3 separate regions of the Mus musculus genome follow, and regions 2 and 3 are each linked to region 1. A link is a loop called in an ENCODE intact Hi-C map of the cell type or tissue named here. Cell type or tissue: heart. All regions are shown on one strand.

Region 1 (8,000 bases):
ATTAGCTTCACCAGCGGTGGGGATTCAGCTCCATTGGAAGAAAATTCGTCCACACAGGAAGCCTCGGGCTCAACCCTCAGCATTACATACATTAGGCATAGGGATGGATGCCTGTAATTCCAGCATTAGAGAGGTAGAAGAAGGAGGACCGGAAGTTCAAGCTCATCCTTGGCTGCATAATTATTTCAAAGAGATCAGCCTGAGGTCTCACATGAAACCCTATATGAAAAAAAGAAATACCAAGAATGTGGACTAAAGATTATGTCATAGCATCCCTTGATGTGTATCAGGTTATCTGAGGGACCCAAGACCAAGCAAGTCATCTTTGAGAAAGACTCTGCTCCTGAAAATAAAGACATGCCCAGCAAGTCTTTGCCCAGGTTATGGCAGTTTGTTGAGACAAATTAGTGAGTATTTACACTTTAGATGAATGGGACGGGGTCATACTGTTCAAACCAAACTAAACTAAATACCCACACGTCTAGGAGAGTGTTACATTCCACTTCAAAAAATGTGTAAATGATACTGTCAAAAATCATGCGGGGTCTCATTTTGCTTCCTTGTGACAATGCTAACTTGACAAACCACATGGACACTGGCAAAGGACAAAAGAACCCTGGGTCAGAGACAAAAGTATAACATCAGGCAGCAAGTAGCATGAAACCTCATGTGTGTCCAGCTAGCTGTCTCCAAGTTCACAGAATCACTGTGGGAACACAAGAAGACCCTGGCCTTGCAGTGCTTGTGTTGTGGCTGAGAGACCCTGAGTGAGTGAAAGCCAAATCTTTTATAATGGTCCTATGAGAAAGCCCAGCCAACTGGAGCTCTAGGGGATGACATCATCCTTATCATATCGGATGGCAAATACACTGTTCTCTGTTCTAGAGGAAGCCAGACCCTGTGTTTCAAGTAAAATATAGTCCAGAATGGAAACATGGAAGCTGTCAGAGGCTCTTATTATTCACCTCCTCCTCCTCCTCCTCCTCCTCCTCTTCCTCCTTTTCTTCCTTTTCCTCCTCCTCCTCTTCTCCTCCTCCTTCTTCTTCCTCTTTTTCTCCTCCTCCTTCCTCCTCTTCCTCTTCCTCCTCTTCCTCCTCCTTCTCCTTCCTCCTCTTCCTCTTCCTCCTCTTCCTCCTCCTTCTCCTTCCTCCTCTTCCTCTCCTTCCTTCCTTCTTTCCTTCCCTCTCCACCTTTTTTCTTTTTTCGTCCCCTCCTCCTTTATTCCTCCTCCTCCTTTTACCACCAAATAGGCAGGAAAACAAGAGACCTGTGAGCAATTGTCTCACTGAAGATAAAGCATACTAATGATACGATGTACAAATGAAATTGAGAAAATGCTGGGACACTGCTACTTTGAGATTAGGCAAAGCTTTTTAATAAGACCAGATTAAAAATCTATCAACATAGAGTCACACCTACTATATAAAACCTGGTACAAGGAATAGGAATATAGCTAGTTGGTGGGATGTTTGCCCAAAGTGCCTGAAGCCCTGGGTTCACTCCCCAGCACTCCATGAACAGTGGATGGTTGTTCAAGTCTGGAATGCCAGTACTCAGGAGTAAGAGGTAGGAAGGTCACATGTTCAAGATCATCTTTGACTACACAGCCAGTTTGAGGCTAGGCTGGGATATGAGAATGAGCCCATTTCAAGGAGGAGAGAAAGAAAAGCATGATGTAAATACATAAATGCTTTGAAATATTATCAAATGGTAAGTACTCATTTATATAAGTTATAAATAAATATTCTCAGAAGAAATAAAACTAGGGTCTCAATTTGTTTCTTATTGGGAATACTCATTCAAAGCATATGAAGCCTCACTTTCAAAATGGATTTCATATAAGGGGTGGAGACTTGGAAGAAACAAAGAGGGGAAAGACATGGGCATAATGTTCTGTGATAGCAGAATATGTAGAAACTTTTCAAGAACCTCTACATCCTGATTGATCCCTTCAATATTGAATAGCTTTTGTATACAATGGCAGGTTGTATTACAGCCTCTTCAGTATTTGGATTAGATTCAGATGATTGGCAACCACATCGGCTTCATCCTTATCTCTTATAGCCTGTTTCTCTAGAAAACTGTGCTTCACTCTGGAGTGCTATCCATAGTTTACCAACTCCAAACCCATTCAGTCACATTCATATCTGTCTGTTGATGACATTGGGACCAAGTAAATCACACAAGGGGAGGACCTGGGGGTTGTGAAAGGATGTTCCAGTGACTAGAAAGTGCATAGCTATGATTTCCAGAGGAAGACTTTACTGTCTGTTTCTTGGTCTCATCCTCATAGATACGTGAACCAGCTCCTGCCCTGCCACTCCCTCCTGCTATAAATGGCATTGATAACTATTCTGGAAATCCTTCTACAGGTAGACCAAGTCACTCCTCTGGTTTAGAGACCCTAGAAACAATCTTCACAGTGCTGAGCTATTCACAAGGGCAGAAAGGACTCACCCCTGGCTGATTGTTACATGGGAATGGCCCTGAGGCTTGCTTCCTCATGCCTTGGTCAGAAGGTGGATGTAGCAACCCTCGCTTAATTTTCAAGTGCACAGGGTATGCATTTTGAGGTCCTAAAAGCCTAGCTTTGTGCACTGGCTCATCTCTGGATCATAGTGTAATCTTGGATTAATGATATTCCCCTTCCATACCTCAGATGCCTCTCCTGTCTATGTGTGTTGATGCTCTTGTGAAAGTTATTTGCAGCAAACACATGGCATGTACTAAGCTCTTCTCATGCACTAGTTTGTTCTTTTCTTAGCTCCCATCTAATGGAGCAGGAAGGAAAACTGACAAGATAGAGAAATGTTCTGACTAATATTTAATCTATTAGACTTACCATTTTAGTGCTATTATCTGGCACTTGCCCCCTTTTAAAAAAATAGTTTTGTGTGTGTGTGTATGCATGTGTGTGCTTAGAGATTCTTATTGGTGTAATTGTTTATGCAGGTTCATGTGAATGTTTGTGTGTGTGCTTGCATTCGAAGGTTAGAGGTCAAACTTGAACACTTTTCCTTAGGCACCATCCACCCTGATTTTAAGACATCCTTTTTTCCTCTATCTTACAACCCACTAATGAGGCTAGGCTGGCTGGCCAGTAAGATCCAGGGATCTTCCTATCACTGTCTGCCCAACACTGGAATTATAAGAGCATTCTAACATGCCCGAATTTTTACATGGGTGCTGGGAATTGAACTCAGGTCTTTATGCTTGTAAGGCAAGCATTGTATAGACTGAGCCATCTCCCAGGCTATGAGACCACCATTTCTAACTCATCTGAGATGGGAATCAGTTATAGAAGGAATTAGCAAACAGAAGATGCTGGCAGCTAAGATGATTTGAAAAATGAGCTTTTAGGGACATTTCACATCCAATTCATAAAAATCCCATCCTTGCACAGTCTATGATTCTGGATTCTGTGAAGCAGAAGCCAAGAAGGGATTTGATGCTCTAGGATTTATCAAGGGAACTTCCTATGAGGGCAAAAATGGGGCAAAGAAAGAGGTTGGACAGCAGTCACACTGCCCTGGGAGCTGCATCTCTGTGGGCAGAAAAGGGAGAGAGAAGGAGTCAGATGGAAGCCCTCAGGTTGCCATACGGGACACAAAAGGTTAGGCAAGGACACTACAGAATTCTCTAGCCAAGTCAGCTGTCACTGGAGTCCTGTGTCTCCTGGGAATGGGCCTGTCTTGGCACTGCTGCCACACTCAGTCAGTGGCTGGGGATGCCTGACTGGGAAGGCCTGCCCTCGACACAAAGGCGGCAAAAGATATCAGAGCAATGCAGCTGGGTCCTGGCTCAACTGCCAGTGTGGCGACTGCCTGCTGGCTGATCATGTGGCCAGAACAATTTAGGCTCCTCTACACTTACTTGGCCTCTTTGGGGCGGCTTCAGTGTTGGACTTTTGGAGGCAGTATCTTTTTCTGTGATAGTGGGAGAGATGAAAAGTCATAGTATATACAAAGTTGTGTCCTGCTGTCGTGACAGAAATGTCATTACTAACATTTTAACCTCAAATGGATTAGATGACGCTGGGAAATAATTCATTCAAAATTCTTTTGCAGACGAACATGAGGTAAAGAGATGGTATTGGGTGGTAATAGAGGGCAGAATTGTTATGATTTAGGTGAGAAATGTCCTCTAAAGGTGGTTTTGAATACTTGCTTCTCAGCTGGTTACATGTTTGGGAATGGTGTGGAACCTTTAGGAGATGGAGGAAGTGGGTGATTGGGGACAGGCCTTGAGTTTCTATAGTACAGCTCTACTTCCTGTTCATGCTCCATTTCCTGGACGCAGTTGTCTGAAAAAAAGTGTCTGTAGCTGTAACTTCTTCACCACAATAGACTATACCCTTTAACTAGAAGCTGAAATAAGCCCATTGTTCTATAATTTGACTGTCAGTCTATTTTATCACAGCAAAAGTAAAGGAACTGTGATAGGGTGTTCTCTGGCTGAGAATGTTCTAGCCCAGATGATGGTTAAGCCCTGGAAGACACCACATCAAGAGCATTTCCAGAAGATCTAAGATGTGAACATTTGACACAGCTGACCATCTTACTGTTCTTTACCAAAAAGATAAACTCGAATTAGGAGAAACCTGCCATCAAGACCTAGTACCTTGTCCAGCTGACTTCCGGTGGCAGCTTGACATGGAGGCTGGGAAAGACTTCAGTGCAAGAGTTTATATACAGATACCATAACAGTGAACACAGTCTCTGGCAAAACTGGCCACACAACTTTGAGCCCTGTGACCTCAGTGGAGGCTGAAGGACTCAGCTTGTCCTCCATGTCCAGAACAGAGCTGTGGCTGTTAGAACATTCAGGTCTGGAGCACATACGCTCTTTGGCTGGACCTGTGGATCCGCCAGAGGACAGAACTAACAACACCTTGGAACCATTCCCAGAGACACATTTCTCTAGGAGCCAAGAAGAAATACAAGTGGACCATTTTGAACTTATTAATAATTGTCACATTCCTGTCACGGCCGTGGAGGAGTCAGTTTGGGGAAGGAATGAAGCCCCAGGCTCTCTGGAGTGAGTCAGTATGTCAAGATGGCTCAGGGCAGTGAATTTCCTGTGGAGCTGTCCTTCAGAAGACCGGGACATGGGGGTGTCAAACAAATGAGGTTCCTAAGACTTCAGAATCCCATTGAAGAGGGACTGGGAACCTTTAGGGAAAATCTTTATCATTCGTATGATAGAAAAAGCCACATAAGTATGGGTCAAATGCCATGTTCTCAGAGTGGCATCTGAAGACACTAAGATGTTGATTTTGACTTCATCCTTCTTTTGTGGGGGAAGGGTCAAAAGTTGAGTAGAACTATAATCAATACAATAACATAAAGTCAAGACGACCTACTTGCACCAAAGTGTTGGTTCCCCAGGCTTGCTGGCTCTGAGATGGAGGTTAGCATTGCAGGTTTTGTATTTTCATGTATGTAACGTGTCTTAGTTAGGGTTACAATATCTGTGATGAAACACCATGTCCCAAACAAAGCAAGTTGAGGATGAAGGAGTTTCTCTGTTTATAATTCCATATCACTGTTCATTATTGGAGGAATACAGGACAGCAACTGTATTTCTTCAAACAAAGCAGGAACCTTGGAGACAGGAACTGATGTTACCCACAATAGGCTAGACCTTCCCACAGCAATCACTAATTAAGAAAATACCCTATATGCTTACATAGAGCCCAGTCTTGTGGAAGCATTTTCTCAATTGAGACTCTGTCCTCTCTGATAGCCATAGCTTGTGTTAAGTTGACATAAAATTCACTAACACATAAGAATATTCATGTACTTGTTTGCACACACATGTGGAAACCAGAAGACAGCATTAATTAGTCTGTGTATATGTATGTATCCATAGAGGCTAGAAGAGGACATTGGATCCCCTGAATCTGGAGCTACAGGAAGTTAAGAATGGAAACCAAGCCCAGGACCTCAGGAAAGAGCATCAAGGGCTCTTAGCCACTGAGCTATCTATCTCTTCATTCCAACCCCTGTGGGTTCTGAGAATTGAATTTATGTCCTTGTGCTTACACAGCAAACACTTCTCTTACTAAGCCATCTTCATGACCCTAGCATACAGGTTTCGGTCATAGATAATTCTTGGCACTGACAGCTACAGGAGAAAAAAGAACCAGAACTGCAAAGAGGGAGATGGCTGAGCTGTGATGGAGTCCTAGGAAAAGTCCTCCAAAACCTCAGAAGAGCTTGGGTGCTAGGCTGCCCTTCTAGTATTATCTTGAGTTCAGGAGGGGGCCGTAGCATTTCAAATCATTGGCTCAACCAATCATTCGCTGAAGGGTTCCTGTGCAAAGAGGCACAGTCTTGAGAAGCTCAGTCAACCCTAAGAAGGCTGACAGCTGAGGGCACCTGTCAGGAGCACCCACAGTGTCAGGAGGGGTGTCCTTTATTTTTGTAGAGAGATTTAGGGGCATAACCACTGCCAAAGTAGTTCTCAACTTCAGACGTGATTCATATATATTTAGCATCTCATCAGCACCTGCTGCACTGGGAAGCAATCCAGCTTCCTCCTCCACCCTCCGTAACACACTGTCTACAATGAGCCCCTGATGCCAAAGGGGGAATCAGGATCTATCACGTCTTACCATCTGAGAGACACTGACTGAGCAATCTATGTGTGGGAGTCCAATGAGACAACAGATCAGGCATTTGATTTTTAATGTTTGATAGAAAAAAACCTATCAAACTATGTGCTGTGCTAATCAGGTCAAAAGCTGTTCTAGAACATCAGTGTTAGCCATTGAGGGTCATTTTCCTCAGATCATCATAAACTGTAGGGGAGCATGTACTACTAGTACTTTTAAGGCAAAAATTATATCAAGACCCTAATTAAATCTTAAGGCAAAATCGTGACCACACTATCTCAACAGGACGAATTCACTCCTGATCCCACTTCCTTGGGATAAAACTTGAAGAGGTTTTATATGGTAGGAAATAATGACATCATACCCAGACATTTGTACTGAGTTTTGTATGTCTCAAATATCAAGACTCCCCTAATGCCTCAATAATTATTTGGGTCATCTAGGAAAGAAACCCCACCCTATTCTTTTCATAGATAGGATTATTTATGGTTCTCTGTTTACTTATTCACTTGTAATGAGGAGGAGACACTTGGTGAGTCTGTTCTACTCCTCCATCAGATTCCTTTATGCCTAAGTTATCTGAGGATGAGATTTATGCTCAAAGAATAACTAGGGGAAACCTGAGTGGGAGAAATATTTTAAAAGCAGGTCGTATTACAGAAGAGATCAGATACACACCCAAAGTCTGGAGAACCTTGGACTTCCTCAGCTCAGTTTGAAAGCTGTGTTAAGGGATAACTCAATCCCAGGAGTGACTTCTCCAGTGGAACATACCCTGCACTATCATATTCCTTTTCATGTTTAATTATGTGTACGTATACATGTGGGGACCCAGGGGAGATATGTGTACACAAGTACAATTCCTTGCCCGAGGAAGCAAGGGGAGGGAGTCAGATACCCTGCAGCTGAAGTTAGAGGCAGTTGTGGGCTCCCCAGTGTGGGTGCTGAAAAGTGAATGCCACTCTTCCGAAGAAGCAGTATGTGTGCTTAACTGTCAAGTCATCTTCTCAGCTCATCTTTTTTAAAAAACAAAAATTATATTTGCTTTATTGTGTAAGTGCTTATAAACCGACATGCATTTATAGGCATTATATGTACCTCTGATTCCCATGAGCTGGAGTTTCAGGTACTTGTGTGTCAGTGTGTGGATGCTGGGACTAAACTCTCACTCTCTGTAAGAGCAGTAAGTGCTCTTAATGACTGAGTACCTTTCCCACCCTTAAGTAAGCCCCTTACCTTTATTTTCTGAATTAAAGTACTCTGTACGCATGTGTGTTCCCTAAAAGTTTCTACCTGGGGGTAGATTAGCCTAAACTAAGTTGATTCATCCACATCTCCAAACAATTCATAGAAACTTAAAGGAAGCCAGGCTTGAGGCAAAACT
Region 2 (8,000 bases), 53 kb after region 1:
GGCCCTCTGACTGTGGCATGTGCAGCTCTAGGAACCAAGAGCTTTCAAAGACCCTTGTGCTGAGCCAGCTCTCAGTGGGACTCCCAGGGAGGTCACCTCTGACACAGTCTGCCACTGCTAGAAATGCCCCGGGAGCATTCCCCTTCCTCCTAGGAGGGAAACAGTACAGGCTGAACTCTGGTTTCCCAGAGGGGCCTTCCTTCATCTCCTTTGGTTATCTGTGAGGTTTTGAGTGCCGTGGATTAAGGGGGTTTCTCTAGGATAAATTTTGAATCAAATGGCTGTGAAATCCCAATGGACCCCCAACTGCTTTACTTCCTTGGCACACCGAGAACCACTGAGCTGAAATGGGAAGAGGGGAGGAAATCTATGCAAAGATAAAACCAGCTGACAAGTTAAAAGGAACGGAAACAAATCAGCCACACAGTAGCACCTCCCAGCTCCCAGGAAAGTATCAATTATAAGTATTAGTGGCAAATCCGTCCTGAGGACACACACTAAAACCCCCACTGTGCCTGTCTTACTGTTTACCTGAGTGTTTTAATTTCTACCTGATGTGAAATGCTTTTCTCCATGGTTCTGGTTTCCAATTGACTTTATTCCTCTCCAGGCAAAATAATGACTCAGATTTTTTTTAAATATATGACAGATTTGACAACCTTGAATAAAATAAGTGAATTACTTCTTTATCTCCGAGGAGCCCTATAATATGGCTCTGCATTGGGGGTGGAGATGGCTTAGGCAGTAAAGTGCCTGCCAAGTGGGAATGAAGACCTGATTCTGTATATCTAGCACGCAAGGCAAGTAAAAGCCAGATGTGGCTGAGCACACCTATAATCCTAGCACTGGGGGAGAGGTGGAGACAGAAATCCCTGGAGCTCAGTGGGCAGCCAGTCTATCTATATCAGCTCCGGGATCAGTGAGACACCTTGTCTCAGTAAAGCAAAGTAGAGAGTGATCTAGGAAGACAGTCAATGTTGAACTTTGACCTCCATGCACATGTGCACACATACCTGTGCTTACAGTTGTACACTCCCACACAAAAACTTACATCTACTACACTATACACACACACATATGTATATGCATGCATAAATATTGTGTATATATGTACATTATATGTGCATTTTATTATATATGTATATGATTTTATGCGTTACACATGGTATATATTATATTGTATTTCTTATATATTTGCTATATTATATAGATCATGAATCATTGTATATGTTGTTAAATGTGTATATATGATATAAATGTATATTATATGTGCACTATGGTATCTATCATGTGCTATTATATGTGTATTATATATAGTATAACATATTGTGTGTCTGTGTAAGTATGTATAAATTATAAAGTGGTACGCAACTTTTTCCATAAGAATTTGGCTTAGCTGAACAGCCGTCATGTCTTAGACATGGTGCCAGAGCACTTTGATGAGAAAGTCAAGGGAAGGTAAATAACCCCTAGTTATTACATCACAACAAGTGACACAGCAAGTAGACTCTTTGTGATGGTCAACTGTCCTCCTGTCTTTGAGATTGCTGCCAAGCCCACCATTTAAAGGATGACCACTATTCCCAGGGAAAGAATGGCAAAGGGGTATCCCAGGCAGAAAAGAGAGCAAGTGGACAGAATAATGGTGACAGCATAATGCATTTCAGGGACCACAGAGATTACTTATTGGGGTACCAACAGATGCAAGGTAGTGGTAGAGGAGTAAGAGAGGAGCGGTCAGAGACCATATCCAAAAGAACATGTGTACCATATCAGGGAGGTCAGACATCACAGTAAGTAATGGGAGCACTGAGGCAAAAATAACCACATTGTTACTTCAGAAAGATTACTTTGTTAGCAAAGGCAGTGCCTGAATCTCAACTAAAAGCCAAGGTAGTGGACAAAGGAAGGAGAGGATTTGCTGTAAAGGCATCATAGCAGCAGAACCAGTCTGTGCAGTGGTGGAGGGAGGAGAAGCAGAAATTAAGTCCCAACTTTCTCATAGGATGCTATGGTGTTGATTGTGTCAGCTACATAGAATACTTACAGAATGCCGGTGCCATAATCTGCCCTCTTGTATTTCCTAAGATTTGCATGTTAAAGTTTAATCCCAGATGGGATGGGATCAAGAGGTCATGAGATCAGAGCCTTTCTGACGGCCTCTCTGCCCTAATAAAAGAACCCAAAGAAGCTTGTGTGCACAAAATAAATGGAACCCACCCTTACTATATACCACATCTGTTGGGATTTTGATCTGAAACTTTCAGCCTCTGGAACCATGAAGAACACATTTCTATAGTTTAGGATATCCTAGCAGGAAGCAGCTACACTATGAACCTGTTTGCCATGCATTTCCAAACATGGAAGACTTATGATCAAGTAAGCTCAATGACTAGTCTGCAATCAATGATGGAAGAGAGAGGAAGAACAGTATCCTGGCTACCCTTGTGTGTCAAGTTGGTGTAGCCTAGAGTCATCCACATGCTGAAGAATTCCTCCACTGAGGGATTGCCTGGATCACATTGTGCTGTAGCAATGTCTGTGTTGGCTTGTCTTGACTGTTAACAGAAGGGTCCAGTACAATCCCTGGGTAGGCACTTCTGGGCTATATGAGAAACCTATGTATGCATGAACCTGAGCTAGCCAGTAACCAATGTTCTTCCATGGTTTCTGTTTCAAGTTCTTGCCTGCCCTGACTTATCCATAATGACAGAAGCTGGAAGCTGAAATAAATCCTTTCCTCCACCAAATTGCCTTTCCTCTGACTGCTTTATCACAGCAACAGAAACCAAACCAGAACAAGCAATTTGCTCTCTAAGTTATCTTGCTCTTCTGGATGCGATAGCATTTGGCTTGCTACAGCATGGTTCATCTCTAAGTTGGCGGCTGGGGAAATTGGAAATTTACTCCTAGTCATAGTTTTTCCTTTTCCAGAATTTTATCTTCTTGTATATGTACATTTATCTTTTATAGCAGTGGGGTAAAGCTGAGGGACTGGTCCCTACTCCAATGCAGAATTCTCTTAGTTGACTAACTAATCTTGACACAGAAAAAGACTACATTAAGTTCAAAACTCAACTTGATGTCCAAGGAAATCTACGCTTTTCCTTTCTAGAGGTAACATCATATAGAATAATTTAAGGTGGCAACATCATCTAGAATAATTTAAGGTAAAGGGGTAAAATTCTTCAAATGCAATGCCATTTGAGTAAAGGAAGCCCAACCCCAGTGTTCTCTAATATATGTGGACTTTGATGACCACATAGAAACCAGACATCAGCTACAGGTTGCTCTTTCAAAGTTCTCAGAAAGTCATCCAAATGAGTTGATGGAGGATTTCTTCTGGACTTCTCCTTGCAGAATTGGATATCTCACAAGATTCCAGTAATTTGTACATCAGCAATGCAAAGACAGGTCATTTTCTTAGAGCTCAGTCTTTTGGTGGTAAGAGCTAGTCTGAAAGAGGTGGGAGGTGGCATCTACCTGTGTGCTGGCTAGTTTTTTGTCAGCTTAATACAAACCGGAGTCACCTGGGAAGAGGAAATGTTGACTGAGGAACTGATCATCAATAGGCTTGTGTGCATGCCAGAAGCAGTTTCTTGATTAATGATTTATATAGGTGGGCCCAGCCACTGTGAGTTGTGCTACCCCTGGGCAAGTGGCCCTGAGTTGTATAAGAGTGCAGGCTAAGCAAGTCATGGAGAGCAAGCCAGTAAGCAGCACTCCTCTATGGCTTCTGTTTCTGTACCTGCCTCCAGATTCCTGCCTTGAGTTTCTGCACAGACTTCTCTTCATGATAGGCAATAACTGTAAGCTGAAATAAACTCTTTCCCCTACAGGTTGCTTTTGCTATCAGTGTTTTTAGCAACAGAAAGCAAACTAGAACAACTGCAGGTGTTTGTGTCAAGGTAACAAGACTGAAAGTGATGAAGAGCCTGGAGCTGACCCTGGTGACTCAGTGTGGGCCTCAGGTTTGGAGACAACCTAGCAAGAAGCTCCCTGGAAGTAACCACAGTCCAGGAGTGGTAAGGACACAACTTTCCACTAGGATTGTATATGGACACGTTCATCATGACAGAGTAAAGGGGTCACTACCCAGGTTAGGTATGAGCAGACAGAGGTTAATGTGTGGGTATTAAGAACAATCAGTACAATGGGGAAGGATAAAGACATTTTAGTGCCTTTGGAATGGGCTTCACCAGAGGTAAAGGAAAAGAATGTGGTGACTGTGACAGCATCTAGCCTCTGTCCTACCTGCCCCATCCTCGGGGCCAGTCACTCATGTCCTGTTCTCCTCTAGATCTTAAAGGCTGTGCTACAGTAACAAGTCCCGAACACTACCATCTATTCAGAGGACACACTATATTCTCCCCAGCTCCAAATTGAACTTCAATACCATCTTATTCCATATGTGTTCCATTCCAAAGGTACAAACATGGGCTTGAAAGGATTAAGTACTGCCCAGAAACCTGGAAGCAGAAGGAAGGCTTCCAAATGAAGTGATTCGTCTTCATACCTGTGCATTCTCTTGATGGGAAGCAATAGGGTAGAGCAGGGAGTCTAGGATGGGTGGCCAATGAGGCACTTTTCTTGGACACTGCTGGAAAACACTGGCCAGCCAACTCTCCTTTGCTTACCTATAGCCACACCTTGAACTGTCAGCATCTCCCAGACCTGCAACAGAGCTGACAGAAAACACAGGCTCTGGGTATTGGTGTTGATATAAAAGACAAAGCAAAGAGGAATCTAGGCCGTGTTTCAATTTGAACAACTCGGTGTCCCTGCTGAGGCTCCTGTAGAGTAAACTCTGCATAAGGAAGAGACCACAGTTTATCCAGAAGAGAAGATCCTGGCAAAGCTAGAAGACAAACCATGAAGGGACCTGCTCCAAGTCACCAGGTGTAGAATGCCGAAGAGGCAGCAGGAGGATGCTTAATTATTAGAGTGCTTACCTAGCATGCATGAAGCCCTGGGTCTCAGCACAACATAAATGAGTAAGCACAGTGGCTTAGGCCTCTAATCCCAACGTTCTGGAGATAGAGGCAGGAGAATCAGAAGTTCAAGTTCATTGTACACTACACATTGAGATCCAGGCTAAACTAGACCACATGAGACCCAACCTCATTTTTTTTTTTTGAAAAAAAAAAAGGGAAGAAAAAAAAGATTTGTGATTTTAGTGATTGCTTATCAGGAATATTTTTATCTAAACTCACTTAGATGAGGAGCTTATTTTATCCTAAGTATTCATTTTATCAGCCTATCAAGTGACTAATTAATTAATTAATTTGCAACGCTTCGGGTCAAAGATAGAGCTTCATACATGTTAGGCAAGCACTCTCTTGCTAATCTACAGCCCTAGCCCCTGTCTAGGACCTGTTTTCAATGTTATTCTAGTCAGCTGCAAAAGAGCCTACCAGCCTGAAGGGGCTGGCCTAGCCCTGTGCTTTAAGAATATCTGGTCCCCAAGACATGTATGTTTAATGGATGTGGGAATTACTGATTGGATTTTATTTATGGCATGAGTGGCCACAATGACAGTTTCTTTTTAAATATAAAATTTAAATGATCTTTCCCTTAAAGGGAAGCAGCTGACCATGAAATCCTGCTGTTGGCTATTTTTAGCATTTCCAGTTTGGGCTGGGCGGGAGGCCCTGCTTCGGCTAGTCTGAGCTGAGAAGTCCCAGAAGCCCTGCTTTCCCTCGATAACAGTCACCAGGCAAGACTCTCAAGCTCTCCCAGAAGACAAGCCGGAAGAAGGAAGCCAGAACAGGACAAAGGCCTCACCCTGATGTCACCTTGCACCCTGTAGCCTTCACGTAACCCAAAGAAGACTTTATTTTCTTGGATACATAAGAAATCCCACTGAGCTCTTCTAGCAGACACAAGGGATGTTTTGTCAGCTGTAAGGAGGAGTGAGATCATGTCATCTGAAGGAAACTTGATTCCAACTGGAGATGATCACATGAAGAGAAGTCAGCCAGTTTCAGAAAGACAATTATAGTATGTTTCTTCTCATGTGTGATTCCTAGGCTTTGAATAGATTCATAAAAACTGTGGAAGTTAAACCGTGTAGGGAACAAAGAAGGCAAATGGAAAGGAGAGAAAAGAAAGGAGAGAAAAAGAAAGACAGGGCAGGCATTGTGGGAAGAATATGCCCAGCATATAAGAGATGCATGCATGAAAATGCCCCTGATACAGTACCACATATAATGAGTTTACACAGTGAGTTTTTGAAAGAACAACAGCAGCAAATGTTTCCAATATGTGGTGCTTAAACATAGAAATGCATGGGGTTCAGGGGCACAGTGGTACCCAAAGTCATGTTTAATTAAAAGTGCAGCATTGGTTCAGCATGCAGGGGCACTCATCTGTAAGTTGTCCTCTGAGCTCCACATGCCCACTGTAGCATGCCTGTGCCCACACACATGCACACAAAATAAATAGTGTAGTTTAACTTAAAAAGCTATATCAAAGCATCGAGGGGGGGGGGGAAGCAGTCACAAGCCCCAAACATATATGGTGCCTCCACCTCCACTCACACTCGTGTTCTGTTTATCTTACCTTGGCCACAGCAAACCATGTGGGAGGGTCCTGTAAGCTGGGTGGTTTCTCCTGGACAAAGGAAGATACATGTCTGAGCATAAAAAAGTTGCAGTGGGTTCCCTGTGATCACATCTGATGAACCCATCACCCTATTAACCTGTTATGCAGTCACCGCTTACACTGTTACCCTGCCATGGGTAGCATCCTGCTAATATATATGTGTCCCCTCGGGGTTCTATGCTACTCTTAGGGTCCCAGTAAACCACTCATGGATGTAACAGGCAGCTGTTAAGAAGGTGGCTCAGGGGCTGAGAAGATGACTCCGTGGCTTTGTAAAGTGCTTGGTTCATAAGTATAAGAAGTTGACTTCAGATCCCTGTCATGAGCAAAGATCACTTTGGCGTGGCATGGCTGCATGAATCTAAAATCCCAGGACTAGAAGTGGCCAGAAACAGAAAGGTCACTGGGGCACGCTGACCATCAAAAGATAGTGAGCTCAAGGTTCAGCAAGAGACTTTGCATCAGGACATAAGGTGAAGCGCAGTAGAGGTAGAGGAAGGCACTGGATCTTGCTCTTGCCTCCACACGTGCAAACAGGCATACATGAGCCTGTCTACAAGACATGCAAGAGCCTATCTATGCATCTCTACTGCTCTAGCAGACTTTTCAGATTCAAGGAGAATGACAATTGCCAGTCTCACAGATTTCAGGTTGCCAGACTTGAGGGACATCAGAAAGCTACTAGTTGTTGCATGTACAACACACACACACACACACACACACACACACACACACACACACACACACAGCAGGAATGTATCAGATGAATGATCATTCTTCATACAACCATATGTTACCTGTCCTCACAGCTTTCATCCTCTGTGACTCAGTTTCCTCATCTGCCTGGGATGTTGATTCTAATGTTAGTACACACTTGATAGGGAAAGAGGGATAATTAATGGATCAAGTAACTCTAAAGACAGAACCATGAGTCTGCCACATTGGAATTATTCTACTTGCTCACACTAAGTGATGCCAAATAATTCCTAGGAAATACTTCCAAGATTAAATTATTCAAGGAGAAATGAGATAGGCATATTCACATCTAAAACATTTAGATCTAGAGTGGTAAGGCTTTGGGAGTTTTCAGGAGGAGTAAATTCTTCCCTAGTGTTAGAGCAGGAATTAGGAGAAGTATGGAGAAAATGACTGTATTAGTTAGGGCCACTGCGATGACAACATGACCAAAGCAATGTGGAGAGGAAAGAGTTTACTTGACTTACACTTCAGTATTGTAGTCTTCACTGAAAGAAGTCATCACCAACAGGAACTTAAACAAGGCTGGAACATAGGGACAAGAGCTAAGATAGAGGTCATGGAGGAGTGCTGCTTACTGGCTTGCTCTCCATAGCTTGCTTAGCCTGCTATCTTATTAGAAGCCAGAACCACCAGCCCAG
Region 3 (8,000 bases), 360 kb before region 1:
TGACCTTTCTCATATCACAAACATATGGAGAAAGCCATCTGAACTATGTGTGAGTTGTTGCTTTCCCTGACACAATGATGAGGTTTCCTAGGCCCTTCAGAGCCACCACTGACATCCATTCTCTTCCTGTATCCTCAACCCCTTAGGGATCAGCATCATGGGATATGGGCACCACTCAGATGGGATAACATGCTACACATCAGATCAACTGGGAGGTTGAGGGTGGAGAGGTCACAGAACTGAAGGGCAAGACAAGTTCCTGTTTTCCTAAATAATCAGCTGTCACTGTCTTGACAAGATTTACACAACACTAAAGAGCATGCCTGACTTAAGGAGGCCCTGCTCAGGGAAAAGGCGAGGAGTGGGTTCTAACTAGGCTATCATGCAGAATGCTATTAAATCCCCACAGGCTTCCATTGTCCTTATGTAAGTCCCATGAGTCTGTACGAATTGGCTCTACCAAGCCTTCCCCTCCAGAGAAGTGAGAGCTACACCTCCTTGTTCCAACTCAGACGTCATGGTTCTTGTTTATTCCAGATCAGTAAAGGCTAGAGGAACAATTCTTTCTGTAGTAGGTCTGTAGATGCAATAGAGTGCCCCTCCATTAAAAGCTAAGGAAATCTAGAAGCATAAAGAATGATGTTTAGAAAATTAGAAGCAATATGGAGATAGAATGGAAATTGACAGCTGGGCTAAGTAACTAGAGAACCCTTTCCAAGAAGCCCCTCTTCCCAAATCCCACGTGCCAATCAACACCAAAGCAAGCCTAGCTATTTACTGCTCACACACGGGAAAATACAACACCCAAGAACATCCACTGCTATTATGTGTCAACTCAAACAAAGAAAACTGGGCTGCCCATGAAGAGCAGAGGGTCCTCGTAAAGACAGATGTGGAACCTTGCCTATGTCATCCCACACTGAACACCCCTACCCAACACCCCAAAATGTCTCCACACCCTCTGAGAATCCGGGTCCTCTCTACTCCTTCTTCTCAAGCTCAAAAAATAAATAATAAATAAATAAATAAACTGCTGTCAATGTGCAATGTGACACTCATGCGTTGTCAGAATAATAGTTCCTATTCCTCTCCCCTTCCTGCCGCTTCTGCCAAGGGAGTAGCTTCCCGTGTCAGTACCATGCCAGGCACTGAGCCGCACAAGGCAGCCTTCCTCGACTCTCAGCCAGGAAAATGCTACCAATTGAAATCTGATTGTGGATGCGGCTCTCACTGTCATCTGTTGGGGTGATTTCTTGCTAGAATGACAGTCCCATCTTCTTCACGGTTCAAAAGTGGCTGTGTGAATCCTTGGTTCCCCTCTGTCTCAGGAGTATTTCAATGGCTTTATAGCGGCTGTGCTTTAATATAGTCCGGTCCTTTATTAAACTCCTTCTTCCATCCTGGGCCTTTACTGCAGACTGATGCCACGAGAGTGGTTTGAAACTTTACCTCAAATAAATACCCATTCAAATTCTAATAGGCAAAACAGGTGAGAGATGTGGAGTCTCCCCCCACCCTGGAGAACCCTGGAGGTTCTCTAAACAGAAAGGAAACAGGGCTATGGAGAGAAGTAGATCTCAGCAAGCAGAAGGTCAGGGTGCATTATCCTGTCAAACCTGGAAGCAACCCGTTCTTTGTCACTGTTCAGGACCAACACTGAAGTTACAGGTAACATTTGCATTAATGTGTTATAAAGATTAATGAGGCATCTGAAGAGATCTCATTGAATCCCACAATTATTCTCTGTAGTTTATAGGTTTTTTTAATTAACTCACAGATAATATATATATATATATGTGTGTGTATATATATATATATATATACACATATGTGTGTGTGTATATATATATATATATATATCCCAGAAAGATTAAGTAACTTCTCTAAGGTTACAGAACCTAAGCAGTAAAACCTTCCCGCAGCCCGAGGCTGTGCTCTGAAACCACTCTCTCTATACACTGAGCTGCCTTCAGTCCTTGAAGGCCTCCGACTGGAATGATGTAAGAATGCGCAGTCTGGCCAGTGGGAGGATGCTCAGTACAGGGAGAAGAAACACAGCAAACAAAGTCAGAAGCTTTTCCTATTTTTAAAATGGGAGCTCTTTGGAAAAACTGTTTACTTATGAGGCCTCTGGGAACCCTGACAAATGGCTACAATCTTCCCCGACAGTGCTCTCGACATGGTAGATGGAAGTTTCCACTGAATAGCTATTACATGTATGTGCACCAGCAAGTCCCTTGGAATAGTAGGATAATTCACTATGTTTATCTTTCTGGTGCTGGTGCTAGTGCTGAAGAAGAGACCAAGATTATGGGCAGAGAGAGATGGGACAGGGGCAAGGATGAGCAGAGAGGAGAAAGGAAAGGAAGAAAAGGGGATGCCAGGAAGGGAGAGGAGGAATGAAGATAAGAACTCAACTTTATGCATCCCTGGTACTTTCCAGAAAAAACTGCATGCCCTGAGGCAGAAGAAATGGCTCATGGGCTAAAAGTGCTTTCAGAAGACCCTAGTTCAGCTCCAAGCACCAGTGTTGGATGGCTCACCACTGATTATAACTCCAGCTCCAGGGACTCTGACACACGTCTGGATTCCTCCCGCACTTACACTCATGTGCAGATTTTTGGCCCTAAGGTATAGTTACAGGAGAACAAATCTAAAACCTAGCTGTACAGGAATGGAATGCATGACCTCAGAGAGATCGCCATGCCCAAAGTCACAGAGCTGCTCAGAGGTGAAGCCAGAGGAAGGGTCTAACCTCGAGACTCCTGTGTATGTCAGTTGTTCTGCCTGTGTGAATGTGTCTGTCTTCGTTCCCAGGGCCTCCTCACCAGCACACATGGCTCTGAAGCCAGCGTGCACCTCTCCTCTTAAGGTCAGCCCTTCCTGGATTTACAAGAGACAGCCACAAAAAAAAAAAAAAAAAAAAAAAAAAAAAAGCCATAGTTGTTGATTCTGTCCGATTGGACACAGTGACAAAAGTAAGTCACAGGATCAGCCACAGCTCTGTTCCAGAAGCAGCCCTTGCAACGCCAATGAGTCAGGCTGCGGAATCAGCTGAAAAGAGAACTTTTGGAAGAATCATTGCTCACTTGCTTCTTAGCAGTTAAGTCTGTTAGACATCAACCTGCCAGGGATGCTTTTAAAAAGTCTTTTTATCCCTTCATTACAAGGCTCAAAGCTGTTGAGTCTTCTCAACTTCCAGCTGGACTCAGAGATCTGTGTATTCCTGGAGATAATTTTTTTTTTCTATCTGCTATATTTGAATGATTTTGAGTTCCTCAAAGCAGCAATGCCTACATCACTAAGACATTCAGATAAATATGAAATATTCAGTTCTTATGCAGATATTTATAGACTTTTAAAACTCTCAGGGGATGCAGACAACTTGACTAGGATTTTTTGACTCTGGTGAAGTTTTCTGCCTAAACTCTTAGGATCTGAAGTTTAGACCTACAATTTGGCCATGTGACCACCAGGTGGCGATAGCGCGTCACAACCTAGGGTCAATCAAGCTTGGGTCAGTGAGTTTTCTTCCCGCAGCCTGTGCTGAAAAAGCAACATCTTAAACACACTCTTCATTTAATTTCTTCCTACATTTATGAAGATTTTTTCCACACAGCACCTCCACTACCACCACTGAGTTAGGGCTTCACAGTCGGTGGGACTCAGGACCTTTATTTTATTTATCCACTCTTAAAACTTTTTCTTGTTTATATGAATATATCCATACCATTCCTTCCTTTCAACTTATCTCCAAACTAATTCCTTGCTCACACTCCATTCTAAGCTGCATACTCTTTCTCTCTTTCATCTTCTTTGTCTTGCTATTGTTTGTTGTTGTTCTTCTTCTCCTCCTCCTTCTTCTCCTCCTCCTCTCCTCCTCCTCCTCCTCCTCCTCCTCCTCCTCCTCCTCTTCTTCTTCTTCTTCTTCTTTTCCTCCTCCTCCTCCTCCTCCTCCTCCTCCTCCTCCTCCTCTTCCTCCTCCTTCTCCTCCTTCTAACCTACTGAGTCCAGTTAGTGTTGCCCATATGTACAGAGAGGAGCTGACTGTCCCTTCCCAGCATCCACCACCTACCTAAACCTCTCAGAGAGGGATGGAGTCTCCCGAGATTCTCTCCCATTTGGTCTGGAATGATGGCTGGCTTGATTATATAACACTAAAATTTTAACCTGGCACTCAGAGCCCTCCAAGGGGGCAGCAGCCTAACTATACAGACTCCACCCTCCTGACAGTCCTTTCTCTTTTTCTACAGCTTCCTCATAATCCATCCCTCCTGTAGTTACATGCAAAGCCAGTCCTAACGGCGGTTACTCTGCTGACATTTCAGGATACCCACCTGATGCCCACCTACCACCTCTACAAGAGTTGGCAGAGGCTGTTCTGACAAAACTCCATCAAAGGAGTCTGAAAAGCCTAGCATCCAATTAGCATCCATGAAAACCCAGAATGCCATTTCTGGTATGAGATGTGCAGACTACTGAAAAGATCTTAACAGTAACTGGAACTTCAACACGTGGAAGTAGCTACCTGGCAGTCCAATGGGATATACCACTTCACATTTCTGGAGTAAATAAACGATCTCACAGCCTGCGTTATTGAGCTAGCTGTATCTCTTGGACATCTTTCCATGTCATTAACTATTACTGGGTGCATATGACAACTCCCCCAAGAGACAGCTCAGTGGGAGGGAGGGGGAGGGAGGGAGTCAGGGAGGGAGGGAGGGAATCTGGACGCAAAATCAAAGCACTGAGTTTCAATGCTGATTCTGGAAGGTACCAGCTGTGTTTGGGCAATTGACTCTGAGCTACCATGTACAAAAGAACATAGCATCTGTCACCCATTCCCTGACCAGCCAAAGAGATAATTTATTAGATTGTGTCTAGCTTGGGCAAATCCTCTTGCAGGAACTTTTCACTAAGCACCCATTTCTCTGTCATATCTCCTTATCTTGCTGTTATTGCCGTGATACTGGAGATGAGACCCAAGGCTTCCTGTGTACTGGTGGGCATGTGGTCTGCACGCTTCACACCCAGCTGCCCTTACCTGAACCCCTTCCCTCCTCTCACCCCAACAGTCATTCTGCCACCCACCCAGTGGCTCTACCCATGGCTCTAATGTGGCACTCACACTAGAAAGGAAGCTGTAAAATGACTGAATCCTTCCAGCCAAGGACTAAGATGGCCTTAGATATCATCTTCCAGATGCCCCCATCTGAACAGTAGGTGGCCACTTACAGCCTCAGGCACCAATGGAGTTAAACCCAGCCTTCCTTTGTCTTTAACCAGCATCTCCAGAGTCTCACTCCCACTACCTTTACACAGCTCCAAAGCAAGTCTGGGCTTCTTTCTGTCCCTTGCTTGACTTTGATGGTCAAAACCATTCAATCAGGAGTGTGTCTCTTCAGGGTCCTGTGGATGCTGCTAGGCCCGTGGTCCTCCCTGATAGCACCTCAAATGGTGTTCTGTGCCTCAGCTACCCAGTTTCCAGGTTCTGCATTGTTAATTTCTGATGGAGATGAAGATTTGCTCCAGCGAAGATAAACATTTTCCTCCGAGTCCTTGGCCAGTTTCTTGTCCTTTCTACTCAGAAGAGAGGAATGGCCTAGCTGAGCCACCTCGGGGATTTTTCAGCCCTTTAAGATCGTTGTAGCCTTCCTGTTTCCCTGTTAATATTGGAGGTGGGTTTAACTCCTACTCGCTTCATGAGAAAAGCATGCCCTCTTTTGGCCTCTCCATCAGCTACTGATGGTACAGTGGATGCTGGAACCACTTCCTGTTCTCCTTCAGCAGCACCCTTGGCAACTTCCTTCTTTACCAAAAGCCCCAGAAAGAAGAAAACAGCATACATCAATAGTACCTAACAAAGAAAAGGAAAAATTCACATGATTCATCACCGACTTCTGACTTCCTCTGCCCGTGTCCCAACATGAACCTGCCTGCTGGCTCCTCCAGCCTGGTAAAATTGAAGAGATGGGCCAAAAGGAAGCCATATGACTTGGGCCACAGACTCGAGACATCGACTCCTGGAGAGGCAGTGTTTTAGTTCTCAGTGTGGGTTCTAAAATAGGACTTGAGGATGAATCCCTACTGCACAGGGACTGCCGCTCTGATGCAACGGAACTTCCTCTGTCTTTCTGATCTCTTCCTCTCATCTGCCCAATGGGTGTAGTAGTAAGGCTTTGTATACTTGACATGGTGAACACAGCTCTGTACAGTGAATCAAAGGGCAAAATACCTGCTGTTTCAACATTCTATGGCCAGAGCCTAAGCTGGGCCTGGTGACACTGAACATGAGGGTGCCCGTCTTACTCTTGTTCTCTGACAGAAACTATTCTCCTTTTTCTACCTTTTAATGCTTGTGTGTGCATGCGTGTGTGCATGTGTGTGTGCATGCATGTGTGTGCATGTGTGTGCATGTGTGTGTGTGTGCATGTGTGTGTGCATGTAAGTGCGTGTTCTTACATGTGAGTGGGTGTGCGTACATTTGTGTACTTGTATGAAGCTTCTCCTTTTGTCTTCAAATCCTCTCATCTCACCTTAATCTCCAGCTTCTTTGGTGACACTGGGCTCACCCAGATAATCCAGGACCCCACCTCGTGGCCAGGTCCCTGTTGGATCAAATTTGCAAAGGCCTTTTCCAAGGTCACATCATCAGGTCCTGAGAGTTGGAATGTGACATCTTTGGTGGCATTATTTTTGCCTACCACAGAATATACAAGTAGGCTTCACTCCCTGGCTCCAAAGACATCACCCACTACTACAGCCAAATTATAGGATCAGCATTATTGGAAGGAAGGAAGGGAGGCTGTTTCCTTAGACAAAACACAGTCATTTGATTCAAATTTTAATTGAGGTAAAGAGTGGTATACTTCAGGCTGCAAGAATAACAGAGATGTCCTCTTATGAGCCCAGATCTACCTCAACTTTCATTTAAAAACATTTTTGCAAAAAAAAAATTATTTTATTTCATGTGTTTGTGTATGTACCTCAAGTATGGAAGCCCACAGAGGCCAGAAGGTTTCAGATTCCCTGGAAGTGGAATTACGGCAATTGTGAGACACCAAATGAGGCCTCTGTGAACTGAATTCAGGTTCTGTGCAGAGCAGCAAGTGCTCTGATCTCACCAGAGCATATCAATAAATCTTTATTGGGTGCTCGCTAGTGATCATCCAGTTTTATTCCTCTTTGCATTGCTCCTTGGCTAGACAGTACTAATCAGATAAAGACTGTAAGAGCTGGTTCAAATTATGTTCATAGGTCTCTCTGCTGGTGACCATACAAGGTCTTTCTTATTAACCCAAAAGCTCCCCACCTCCAACTTTTGAGGGACCAGAACACAGTGACCCATGATACTCATCTTGAACACCCAAACTGTCCCAGGCTATCCCCACGTTCAGCTGTAGGCTCTTTCCAGGTAGAAATGGAACATCTCAACCCCATTTCCCCAAGTCCTACTCCCACCCAGGTACTGTTCTCAGGCTGGGAAATCCCAAGGAGACAAGGCAATGCTTGAAGAGGTCACAGCGTCCCCTACCCCATCAAACTGAAGCAGTGCAGCGTGCGTGTTTGCATTTCAGAGAAGCACCCACATGCTGCTGCTGCTGCTGCTGCTGCTGCTGCTGCCACTGCTGGATCAGTGTTTGGGGTCACCCAAGGAAGGGAAGGGGTTGTTCACATGTGTGGCTTTAAATGCTCATCCACCCACATCTACCCTACTCACCTCTCCATCCTTATAGCTGCTATCACCACTGGATTAGCCCTATACAGAAGAGGGGATGGTGCTACCTTCTCCATAGGACCCATGGCACTCACCTCTGCTGCCCCACCAGGGAGGGACCTGGGTGGGGTTCCCTGATTATATCTTTTGAGGAGAGGTTTCTATTACTCTTGCCTCTTCAAATCAGCCAAGCCAGGAAATACAATACAAAACCCAGAATAGCACCTTTGGATAAGAAGTGGCTGAGAAAAATAAGTCCTTTAGAAGACAGAAGGCTGGGCAA

Evidence for each region. Peaks named below come from ENCODE experiments on the same cell type or tissue, not always from the same donor. Only the 100,000 strongest peaks of a DNase experiment are listed, where the experiment ranks them.
Region 2: a loop joins it to region 1, with 3 times the contacts of the local background. A loop is called at or near these places in 4 of 42 quality-filtered maps.
Region 3: a loop joins it to region 1, with 2.2 times the contacts of the local background. A loop is called at or near these places in 3 of 42 quality-filtered maps.

What each region holds. Positions count from the first base shown.
Region 1 is chr9:68,353,154-68,361,153 of GRCm38, reverse strand. No RefSeq gene overlaps it. Among named protein-coding and RNA genes, the nearest start is that of Gm22382, 77 kb to the right of the region's middle. In heart, no CTCF peak of the experiment used is centred here; DNase peaks (open chromatin) are centred at 3,703 and 4,843.
Region 2 is chr9:68,300,130-68,308,129 of GRCm38, reverse strand. No RefSeq gene overlaps it. Among named protein-coding and RNA genes, the nearest start is that of Gm22382, 24 kb to the right of the region's middle. In heart, no CTCF peak of the experiment used is centred here; a DNase peak (open chromatin) is centred at 5,699; H3K27ac peaks cover 3,344 bases.
Region 3 is chr9:68,712,644-68,720,643 of GRCm38, reverse strand. All of the region lies in intron 1 of Rora (RAR-related orphan receptor alpha), which reads right to left. Among named protein-coding and RNA genes, the nearest start is that of 9530091C08Rik, 49 kb to the left of the region's middle. In heart, a CTCF peak has its summit at 3,468 (motif pointing right); no DNase peak of the experiment used is centred here.